2 separate regions of the Homo sapiens genome follow, and region 1 is linked to region 2. A link is a contact called in ENCODE Hi-C or POLR2A ChIA-PET data. All regions are on one chromosome and are shown on one strand. The core of a region is the stretch at or near the end of the contact, and the rest is flanking DNA. Distances in the headings are between cores, read along the strand shown.

The links. A loop is a pair of places that touch in the nucleus more often than their neighbours do. ChIA-PET counts read pairs that join two places held with the same protein, here RNA polymerase II (POLR2A). Pooled maps may share reads with other maps.
Region 1: a loop to region 2 is called in a pooled map, with 3 times the contacts of the local background. The contact joins the enhancer-like site here to the promoter of KRABD4 in region 2. A Hi-C loop is called at or near these places in 4 of 37 single-sample maps with no recorded cell type and 9 of 50 pooled maps. POLR2A ChIA-PET finds 5 or more read pairs at or near these places in 1 of 52 experiments (OCI-LY7).

The regions. Positions count from the first base shown.
Region 1 is chrX:46,789,060-46,795,211 of GRCh38, forward strand. No RefSeq gene overlaps it. Among named protein-coding and RNA genes, the nearest start is that of SLC9A7, 33 kb to the left of the region's middle. Within about 2 kb of position 3,057, at least 14 of the 41 ENCODE cell types and tissues checked have a DNase peak (open chromatin) inside an H3K27ac peak, as active enhancers do.
Region 2 is chrX:46,442,856-46,448,585 of GRCh38, forward strand. It overlaps KRABD4 (KRAB domain containing 4), which reads left to right and starts at 4,442. Exons shown (of 6, transcript NM_001129898.2): 1 at 4,442-4,491; 2 at 5,345-5,455. RefSeq lists an enhancer at 4,021-4,678.

The sequences.
Region 1 (6,152 bases), core at 1,807-4,306, 340 kb after region 2:
CATTCCAATCTCACAGCTCTAAGCTCTGAAAAGCATCTGGCCCAGGCTAGGCTGGTTTAGTTGAGCCGTGGGTGGGAAATAAGGGCTGTGCTCATGCCTAAGGGTCTGAACTGTTCTCTGTCGCCAAATTGCTGAGCTTTCAAAAGCTGGATGTGACCTTACCTCACTCAGACTTGTTATTTACAGCTGTGTTTCCACTAGTGAGGTCGTTTTGGGGATCTGGAGTCAAAAACCTTCCTCTGTCACTGGAAAATATTTACTGATTTCTAGCTGTGTATCTGACCATGCTAACTTCTTCTTTTTTTCTTTTTTCTTTTTCTTTTCTTCTTTCTTTTTGATGGAGTTTCGCTCTTGTCACCCAGGCTGGAGTACAGTGGTGTGATCTCAACTCACTTCAACCTCTACCTCCAGGGTTCAAGCAATTCTCCTGCCTCAGTCTCCCGAGTAGCTGGGATTACAGGTGCCCACCACCATGCCCAGCTAATTTTTTGTATTTTTAGTAGAGACAGGGTTTCGCCATGTTGGGCAGGCTGGTCTTGAACTCCTGACCTCAGGTGATCTGCCCACCTCAGCCTCCCAAAGTGCTGGAATTACAGGCGTGAGCCACCTTGCCCAGCCTGCTAACTTCTTTTTATATGCTTTAGATCAGTCATCATCTGTATGTTCTCTCTTTCCATCTGAACCAAATTCTTGACTTTCCTCAATCCTATGGCTATGTGATTCCTAAAGTGTCTAAAACAGGCTGGGCACAGTGGTTCACGCCTATAATCTCAACACTTTGGGAGGCCGAGGCAGGTGGATCACTTGAGGTCAGGAGTTTGAGACCAGCCTGGGCAACATTGTGAAACCCCATCTCTACTAAAAATACAAAAAATTAACCGGGTGTGGTGGTGGGCGCCTATACTCCCAGACACTCGAGATGCTGAGGGTAGAAGGATCACCTCAGCCAGGGAGGTCAAGGCTGCAGTGAGCCATGGTCATGCCACTGCACTCCAGCCTGGGCGTTAGGAGTAAGACCATGTCTCAAAAAAATAAAGTAAAATAAGTAAAGTGTCTAAAACACTATGATCATTTTTCTTCCATGTCAACTTATCCTAAATTACTGACCTGGTCTTCTGTAAGTACTTAATGTTGGTGAGCATTGTGCTCCAAACTGAGCGCCCAAAGTGTATACCAAAGCATATTACGGGTTGGATGATCAGACTGGACTCTAAGCTCAATCTATGCAATAAAAGCTGAATGGAGAGTAAAGCCATATCAAACCTTAAGCTAGCACAGAGAGACAACCTGACTAGGCAGAAAATGTATGAGCATTCAAGACACTGGGCCCAGTCAAGGGCAAAGTTGGTAGGAGATAACATGGAGGTAAAATTCAGGAGTCCAGATAATGTCACACATTTGGGTCCCTAAGAAGCAGACACTGAGACGAAGCTTAGTTCGCAAGATATTTATTAAAGAGCGTCCTTACAGACAACACCTGCAATGGAAAGGGAAGGATGGAGAACAGGTCAGACAGAAAAGTCAAGCTGCAAAATAGGCCCAACGGTCTCAACCAGCCTCATGAGAAACGATAGAAATAAAATGACCCTTCAGAGTTGTCTAAGGCTGGGCCAAAAAGACCAGGCCTTATATTCCCGCATCCATCAGTCACTGGATATGAGCCACCAGGAGGTGCGTCATCACCTTGAACGGGGCGACTCTGCAACTGAGGCAATCTCTGAAAGGGCCAAGAGCTGAAGGCTGCCTACCTATAGCTGTCCTAGCAACTGGGACGAGTTTCTCCTTGGTGGGAGACCTGAGAGGTGGATGACAGTGTTAACCACAGACAGCAATTTGGAGACCTTATGTTCCTTTAAAACGCTTAAGTTCCTGCTCCTATAGGTTTGCCTGAATCAATTTTTTTTTTTTGAGCCAGAGTCTCACTCTGTCGCCCAGGCTGGAGTGCAGTGGTGCAATCTCAGCTCACTGCAGCCTCCGCATCCTGGGTTCAAGTGATTCTCCTGCCTCAGCCTCCTGAGTAGCTGGGACTACAACTGCACACTGCCACATCCAGCTAATTTTTTGTATTTTTAGTAGAGACGGGGTTTCACCATGTTGCCCAGGCTGGTGTCAAACTCCTGAGCTCAGACGATCCACCCACCTCAGTCTCCCAAAGTACTGGGATTACAGGCATGGGCCACTGCACCCGGCCCTCCTGAATCAATCTTAAATGCAGGGCCCCAAGCTCAGTCTCTGACAGCAATTCTACAGTGTTTCTTTCAGTCACCTCTGAGATTGGAGTTCTTTTTTTTCCGTCATTTTTGTCCAGTCTGATTTATTATTTGGGAATCATGACATAACTTTGCAGCTATAAACACATAGAGCTTAACATGTTGTGGCAATTTAAAAACATGTCCACAGGCCGGGTGCGGTGGCTCACGCCTGTAATCCCAGCACTTTGGGAGCCCAGGCAGGCGGATCACTTGAGGCCAGGAGTTTGAGATCAGCCTGGCCAACATGGTGAAACCCCGTCTCTACTAAAAATACAAAAATTAGCTGGGTGTGGTGGTGGGCACCTGTAATCCCAGCTACTGGGTGGGGGGAGGGGCTGAGGCAGGAGAATCACTTGAAGCTGGGAGGCGGAGGTTGCAGTGAGCCAAGATCATGCCCTTGCACTCCAGCCTGGGTGACAGAGCAAGACTGTCTCAAATAAATAAATAAATATATGTCCACAAATTCTTTGATTCTTCTTCCATTGAGAAGTGTGGCTTATGCACCTTTTCTTTGAACTGGGACAGGATTGTGACTGGTTTGTAGCCGCTAGAAAGAGGAAGAAATGATGCCGCATGACTTCCAAAGCTAGGCCAGAAAAGGCGAGGCAGCTCCTGACTTCTTCCCTGGGACTTTGACTTTTGAGTCCCTAATTCACCATGTAAAAAGTTGGATTATCCTGAGGCCACCATGCTGTGGGACAGTCCAGGCCATATGGAAAGGTCACATAGAGGTGTTCTAGTCAGCACTCTCAGCTGAGGTCCCAGCCAACATTCAGACACGTAAATGGAGATACTTCCTTGTGGTTCCAGCCCCCAGCCGCTGAGTCACCCCAGTCATCAAGTCTTCCCAGCTGAGGCCCTAAACATCGTGGAGCAGAGACAATGGACTCCCACTGTGTGCTTTGTCTGAACTCCTGACCCACAAAATTAGTGGGCATAATAAGGTGGTTATTGTAAGCCTCGAAGTTTTGGGGTAATTTATTACCAAGCAATTAGGTAGCCAGAACACGCAGGATACAAAGCTTACTATGAGCAATGATAAATGCTCTGGACAGCCTGTGCACGCTTATAGAATATGTTCTGTGTGTCTTTTGGCTCTGCAGGGACCTGGAAATGACTCAAAGAAATTCTTCCTTTGGAAGAATTAAAAAGTAGAATTTCTAGATTTAAAGCCTAGTTTTTGGAGGTCTACTGTGTGCTTTGCTTCAAGAGGCAAGTTTGTGACAAATGAAGCCCAGCCATTCTAAAAAAATCCAAGCATGTAGATGCCTCAGAGGATGTAGGAAATTAGTCATTAACCACACAAGTTTAGTTCCTGATCCAAAATACTGTGTGCATGTTTTGCAATTTAATCTGGTTGGCACTGGATTTTTGTTTCATTTTGCATTGACTAAACATAAGATACAGGTTGGCCCAGTTGCGTTAGTCATAAAATATATCAAGCCATCTTAGTTAAATAGCTTTTAAAGCTAAGAATTTTCTCTCTGGATAAAATAATCTCATTTAGATAATGTTTCCAGATACCTCCAAGTGAGCGTGAATATCAGTGTTTGAGCAATCCAAATGAAGGAAGTCCTTTTATTTTCATAGCAGCTAAGATAATTTATATCATTAACAAACAGAAGAAGTGAGGAATTCCACTTTCGGTTTTAATTAGAATGTAAAGACTCATTAAATGGAAGGAACTGAAAACCACCATCTTCAACAGGTCATAATGTACCCAATGTAACAAGTAAAATGCCTCGGGAAATTGCAGAGCGAAATTTTCCTGGTGCTCAATATGGTTTAAATTCTAGGGGTTGGATTAAGGAAAATATCTACCTTATTACCTATAATGTCTCCCTACTTATTCTAATCAGATACTTTAGAGAAATTGTTGGAGATCACTTGCCAGAAACATACCTCAAGGTTTCCATCTCACCTCTGAAAAGTGACTTAGAAGAAAAGTGACTTTTGACTCCAGTCAAACTGTTTTCTTCTAAACCCTTGACGTCAACAATTTTTACTTAACATGAAACCTATATATTGCAAACAATTTCTCTTCCTACTTAATGATATTGGGGGATGATATTGGGGGATCTTCCCGATAATACTATGGTAGGACAAGTTGAAAGAAGAAAAACCTCAAAAAGGTATTCTTTGTCACTTCAGTCAGTAGGCAGCATTTGATCCTGAGGTTACAGGGCTGAGAAAATGAAATGGAGAAAATATGTATTGAAGGCTTAGAGGTGGCAGGAACTATTATTATCACATAGAGAACTAAAGCCGAGAGATAGTAACCTGCGCAAGATCATGTAATCAGGAAGGGGTAGGGCCAAACTTTGAACACTGGGGCACCTTTGACTAGGAAGCAGTACTGCTTCTTGGAACAGAGCTTATGAAAAACGGGGCCTAGAAACAGTAGGAAACATTTGAATACACAAGAGTATGGTTACCCCCTATCACATCCAAGGAAAAACAGAGGAATCAGGTAGATCATGAGCTGGTTGTTTTGCATCTTTCTATTCCATTTCTTCTGTATTCACTCATCAATTCTAGCATTTGTCTCTCTATGCCTTGTTAGCCCACTCATCCTCCACTTTCCTAATCACCCTTCCTATAGCCTATGCACTTTGAACACAGAGACCCACCCCACTCCATCCTAGTTGCTAGGAGAACTTAACAAGGTAAGGTATTTCACAATAGAACTGTGTAAATTGTAAAGTGCCATTTAAATGTGAGGTATTATTATTATTTATACTAATTTGATGTTGCGTCCTGTTCTACCACATTGCCTGGAATGGAATCTAATTCTTCTTCTTTTTTTTTTTTTTTTTGAGACAGAGTCTCGATCTGTCACCCAGGCTGGAGTGCAGTGGTGCAATCTCGGCTCACTGCAGCCTCCGCCTCCCTGGTTCAAGTGATTCTCCTGCCTCAGCCTCCTGAGTAGCTGGGATTACAAGCACGCGCCACCACGCCTGGCTAATTTTTGTACTTTTAGTAGAGACGGGGTTTCACCATGTTGGTCAGGCTGGGCTGGAGAGTTTTTTGTTTTTTTTTTTGTGGTAAAACACACTTAACATAAAATGTACTTTTTTTTTTTTTTGAGACAAGGTCTCACCCTGTCACCCAGGTGCAGCAGTGCAGTGACACGATCATGACTCACAGTAGTCTTGATCTCCTGGGCTCAAGGTATCCTCCTGCCTCAGCCTCCTGAGTAGCTGGGACCACAGGCACGCACTACCATGCCTGGCTAATTAAAAAAAAATATGATTATTATCTCTATTTGAGACTGAGTCTTGCTCTGTCACCCAGGCTGGAGTACAGTGGTGCAATCTCGGCTCATTGCAACCCTCTGCTTCCCGGATTCAAGCGATTCTCCTGCCTCAGCCTCCCAAGTAGCTGGGACTACAGGTGCCCGCCACCACGCCCAGCTAATTTTTGTATTTTTAGTAGAAACAGGGTTTCACTATGTTGGCCTGTCTGGTCTCGAACTCCTGACCTTGTGATCCACCTACCTCGGCCTCCCAAAGTGCTGCAATTACAGGTGTGAGACACCTCGCCTCACTATGTTGTCCAGGGTGGTCTTGACTTCCTGGGCTCAAGTGACCCTTCTGCCTCAGCCTCCCAAAGTGTTGTGATTAAAGGCCTGAGCCACCACCCCTACCAACATGTACTATCCTAATCATTTCTTTATAAGGATATAGTTCAGTATCGATAAATATATTCACATTGTTGTGCATCCAATCTCCAGAACATTTTCATCCTGCAAAACGAAAATTGTAAGGCCAGGTGCGGTGGCACATGCCTGTAATTCCAGCACTTTGGGAGGCTGAGGCAGGTGGATCACTTGAGGTCAGGAGTTCAAGACCAGCCTGGCCAATGTGGCAAAACCCTGTCTCTACTAAAAATACAAAAATT
Region 2 (5,730 bases), core at 3,192-5,691:
ACTGAAAGCATAGTCTGAGGACCGGCAGTAATAGCATCACCTGGGAGCTTGTTAGAAATGCAGAATTTCAGGCCCTTTACAGAAGTATTGAATCAGAATCCCCAATTTAACAAGATCCTTAAGGGGATACCAATGTGCATTCAAGTCTGAGATGCACTGCTCCAGAGGACCTGGGATAAGACAAATGTCAGCCTGAAAAAAGAATGGGATTTGAAGTCAGGAGACCTAGGTGTTAGCTTTAATTCTGGAACTCACTGGCTGTCCAAATTGAGCAAGTCATGTAATCACCCTGATCCTTTTTTTGTAAATGGGGTGCTCTAGTAACTACAGAATGGTGTCAAGATCAATGGTGTATGTTCTGGAGCCAAACTGGCTAACCTTAAATCTTGAGTTCGTTTATCAGCTATGAAGCTTTTGGTGAGTTGCTTGATATCTGTGGGCTTCAGTCTCTTTATCTGTAAGATAGGGTATCATAATAATGACAGACATTGAGAATTTTAAAATGGGCCAGGTGCGGTGGTTCATGCCTGTAATCCCAGCACTTTGGGAGACTGAGGCGGGCTGATCACCTGAGGTCAGGAGTTCAAGACCAGCTGGCCAACATGGCGAAACCCTGTCTCTACTAAAAATACAAAAATTAGCTGCGTATGGTGGCACGCGCCTGTAATCCCAGCGACTTGGGAGGCTGAGGCAGGACAATCGCTTGAATCCAGGAGGTGGAGGTTGCAGTGAGCCAAGATCACACCACTGCACTTCAGCCTGGGTGACAGAGCGAGACTCTGTCTAAAAAAAAAAAAGATTTTAAAATGAAGTAATTAATGTAAATCACATAGCACAAGGCCTGGCATCATCTAAATTCACTGTACATCTTATTATACTCTGACTTCCTGTACCATCTTTCAGGAACAGAGAGAGACCTCTAAAATAGAGCCACCTGGAGGCTAGCTGAAGACTCCCACCTTTGGTGTTTATCATAGTATACATACTTCTCAACAATGGGCACAGTTGCTCAAAGACTGGAGCTCTAACCTCTGAACCACCAGACAGGCATGAGATTGGCTTCATGGTGTTAACTTAGGCCATCAACCAGTTCCCTTGCATGTATTCCCCATTTCTTTGTTGTCTATTCCAGTTACACTCAAGTCTAGATACTCCCTTCCCTGTGAAAATCCACAGGGCAGCCATATACAGAGCAGTGCCATCCAGGTAGGAGATGAGCACTTGCAACTGGCTTTCCTTTCCCTACAGGAACTCACACAGTTCAAAGAGTGGAATGTCATCAAGGCATTGCCTGATGGGCCTGTCACCACACTCACTGGAGGGAAAGGATCTAGAAAGAGGCAGGTTCCAGGGATCATTAGCAACATACCAAACCACAGCAAGAAACCAAGCATGACTCAGCTCCTGCCCACTGCAATTACTCAGGACCTCTGCCCTTCAGATGTGGAAAAAGCCCAGCAGTGCCTTGCAGTAACTGCTGCTAAGGTCTGGAACTTCCTGACAAATAACCTTGCAAGTCTTTTGCTACAGGGAGGCTCAAACTGGATTTCAGAAGGCCCACCCCACCAGGATGACTGAAACAAATTGTGGACTGGGTATCAATGCAAATAATATTGTAGCATCAGGAATAAAATAAATTTCAACTCAATAAGAGGCCTAACTTATGCATTTAAAAATGTCTGCAGGTGGATACAAGTGGTGATCCTGGGCAAAGCTGGTGCCAGGCACAGGCACAACTGTGCAAGGAAATGGCAAAAGGGAAGCCCACAGTATGGAAAAGTCCAAAAGGGGCACCAGCATGTTCCATAGTGTGGGAGAGAGGAAAATGAAAACACCATTTACCAGATGCCTGCCAAGGGCTATTCCTGGGCCTGCAGCTCTAGAGATGTTCCTCTGAACAAAACAGGAGCCATCTAGGACAGGTGGTGCTTGGCTATGGCAAAGAGGAGGGAACTTAAGCCCAACGGGTCAGTAAATGATGGATTTGAGCCTTCTCTTCTATTGGATTAGTAGATCCCAACAGTCAATACAGTGGGGGGTTGGAAAAACCTTCCTGTGTTTCATGATACCCGAATGCCAATGTCATGAATGGCAAATGCTAGCATCCCAATAACGGTGTGCCCTTCATGAAACCCCATCCAAAGATTCAGCCCCTTCTCTTAATGTTCAAGCACCTGTTCCTGCAGAATCGGGATATGAAGAGAGGCTGGCAAAGGCCACAAACCAGGTACTTCTGCAGCTTGCGGGCGGGTGGAGGTTGGGGAGGTTTCTATGCTGTCCACACTACACTGTCACACTAACTCTATTAACCCTTTCCTACCTAGAGATAATGATATGAGAAAAGAAGGTTATCAGTTCACCTTTCCTCTAGAAGTAAATAGGGTGGTATCTCTGAACCTGGCCATCGTTACAGATGCAAATAAAATACAGAGTGGGCAATAATGCAATGCACATATGCCTAAGACAAAACGGGCTGGCACAAATAAGGAAAGGGGCTTCATTTCTGAAAATACCAGCTCCACTTAACACTGGATATTCTCCTGCCTATGGAAATCCACAGGGTCAGTTGCAGAGAGTGCTGCATGTTTCATAGTGTTGGGAGAGGCAGTGAAAACTAACATTTACCAGGTGCCTGCCACGGGCTATTCCTGGGCTTCAGGCTCTAAAGATGTTCCTTTGAACAATTACAGCAGCCATCTAGGTTAGGTGGTCCTCAGCTATGGGAGAAAGCGGGGGAATGAGACCCAAGAAGCTAGCAAGTGGTGGATTCCAGTCTTCTCTTCCAATGGATTAGTAGACACCAATGGCCGAGGCAGGGTGTTTCTTAATTTTTGAATACTAACATCATGAATAGCAAATGCTGGCATGGCAATAAGAGCGTGCCCTGCATCTGGTCACATCTAAAATATCAGTCCCTTCTCTTTCTGAAGAAATACCTGTTCCTGCAGAATCTCCATATCCTGAAATGGAGAGATGCTGGTCAGGGCCACAGACCAGGTGCTTCTGCAGTTTGCAGTTTCTCTATTGTCCTCAGGACACTGTCATACTATTAGCCCTTTCCTGCCTCGTGATAGTGATGTCTGAAAAGAATGTTATCAGTTCACCTCTCCTCTAAAAATAAATAGGTTGGTTTCTCTAAACCTGGCCATCAGCAACACATACACATGAAATTCTGAATGAGCAATAATTCACTGCTCACATGCCCAAAGGAAAACAGGTTCTTTTCCTAGGACTTGTACAGGAGGCTTAGACAGGGTAACTTCCCAGGGGATGGCTGTACTGAGTTTGCAAATTTGGGCTGAGACTCATTCAAACTACCTGGGGAATGCAAGTTAACCTGCAGAGGAGAAAGCGAAAAAGAAAAAGGAGAAAGACCCATGTTCAAATGGAAATTAAATACATATCTGATGGATTCCATGATCAGCTTTAACACTTTCATCTATAAACAGTGTCTGGCACCAGTTGGCTCCAGCACAGAAGGGATTGCTTTGTACCTGGTGGAGACCCTGCCATGCCTGACCCAAGGAAGCCTGCTTGGTGACTAGGCAGGCACAGAAGGATGGAGAACACACTTCGTCTGTTTCCCCCAGGCCCAGACAGGAAACAGAAAACTTTCCTCAAGGCCATTACAGGCCTTTTTAGGGGACCATGTTGCCACTGGCTGGCAATCTCACAGAAAACACCTCTTTGCTATTTACAGTGCGTTTTCAAAAAAGTAAAATCCAGATTCTCCCAGGGTGTCTAGGATCTCAGGAATTGGAGCCCCTCTATTGCGTAGAGAAAAATCAGAATGAGGGTTTCTTTCCTCATTTCAAGAGATCGCTGGCTCTGCAGCCCAGCTCAAAAGCCCATCCTCCAGGCCACTTCCCCGGCTGAGCCAGACCCCTTGCTCCCATGACTCTCTGAGAGCCAGGCCCAGGGTCGGGTTCCCTGAGACCAGCCTGGACCCTAGATGGCCACGCCTCCGAGCGCTATTGGCGCCGGAGGCGCGACTCTTTTTCCTATTCCCAGGAGGGTAAAAAAGCGGGAACAATGGCTTTCAGGACGGAGGGACACAAACACCCAATGCCGCAGCGACTGGGAGGGTCGCGATGCAGGAGGACGAAATGGGAGAAGGGGGACAAGGGGGACTTCGGCCTCCCTGCGGGCGGGAGCTAGGCCGCTGGAAAGTCCGCTCGCCTCTCGCCGGCAAGGGATGACGCCCTGGGCCTTTTGTACCACTCGCCACGGAAAATGGTCACACGCTTTTGTCCTCAAGCCGAACACTATCAGAAACACGGGGTCCCTGGAAGCCGCCATCTTGGCCATTGGCGGTGGCGCACCCACCCCCGTGCTACTGCGCGTGCGCGGCGCTGCGACACACTCCGACCCCATCCCGCGTTCCCAGGGGGCGGTGGGAAGCGGAAGTGCTCCGCTGACCCGGGAGGGCGGTCCCTAGTTCACACTGGCTGTTGTCAGCGGCCTCTGAGGTTTCAGGCTCTTGGCGGTGAAGTAAGAGGGACGCGGAGGTGGTGATGGTTTTGATGGGGGCGGGGGTTGACGGGGTCGTGGGGTCATGGGGCCATGGGTGAACGCCTTTGTGGGTGACAGGGTGGCTCTACAGCCCAGCTCAAAAGCCCATCCTCCAGGCCACTTCCCCGCCTGAGACAGGCCCCTTGCTCTCAGGACCCTCTGAGCCAGGACCAGGGTCCGGTTCCCTGAGACCCGCAGGCCTGTGGGCGTGAGTGCTGGGGACGAGGTTCAGGGCCAGCGAGTGACTGATTGAGTCACTCCGCGCCTGTTTCCTGAGCGCCTAAAAATGCCAGGCAACCTTGCAAATGTTTCACATTAATCTTCACAGGAGCCCTGTGAGGTGTTACGATGATTATTTTCGTGTTATAGAGAGAAAATGGCTCAGTGTGGCTTGACAACCTGTCCAAAGTCACGTAGGTAGCAAACCCGAGGAATCTTTTTTTTCTTTTCCTGTGCTTCGTTTATCATGTTTATTGTTTCCTGTGTGTCTCCCCCGCTGGACTAGAAACTCTGCGGGAGCTGGGACTTTGAGATTTTGTTCCCTGATGTATTTCCAGCACGGAGAACGGGCTCATGGAAGGAAGGCACCCATTTCTTCAGTGAATAAAAGTGGCACAGCAGTCAGTCAGTTGATTCCAAAGCCCGGACTCAGGAAGGCAGGGTTTCGCTCACTGAGGATAATTGAGCTGTGAATCAATGTTAACTCTTAAAGCTAGAATGAGGCATTGTCCCTCTTCTGCTGGGTAAAACCTTTGGGTTTTACTCAACTTCACTGCATGGAAGGGAGCATAGGTGTTGCTAATTGAATCTCCTGTGGTCATTGTGTTTCCAGGGTCAGAGTGCAGACCTGAGACCACTGCTCACCGACTTCAGACTCCAGTTTATCTGTGCCCCAGCTTCCTCACTTAGTCTCAGAAGACTTAGGCTGAGGCCTCAGAAGGAGGTGAGTTCCCTGGGTCACAGGCAGAGATCTGGTGCTATAGTGATGGCCTCAACTGGGGCGTGTTTGTCTCTGAATCCCTTGGTCCTGCGGCCTTGGACACAAGAGAGGTACGCTGAGCTGAGGCGAGTTGGAGGAGAAGCCTCAGCCCAGAGCCCAGACCCAGATCCTCAGGGCAGAGAAAGGAGGCTCACAGGATAGCAGGTCCTAGAAGAGCTGGACCCATAGTGGCCTTTGTCCCTCACTTCAGCTGAGACAAAGCAAAGCTGGCTCAACTT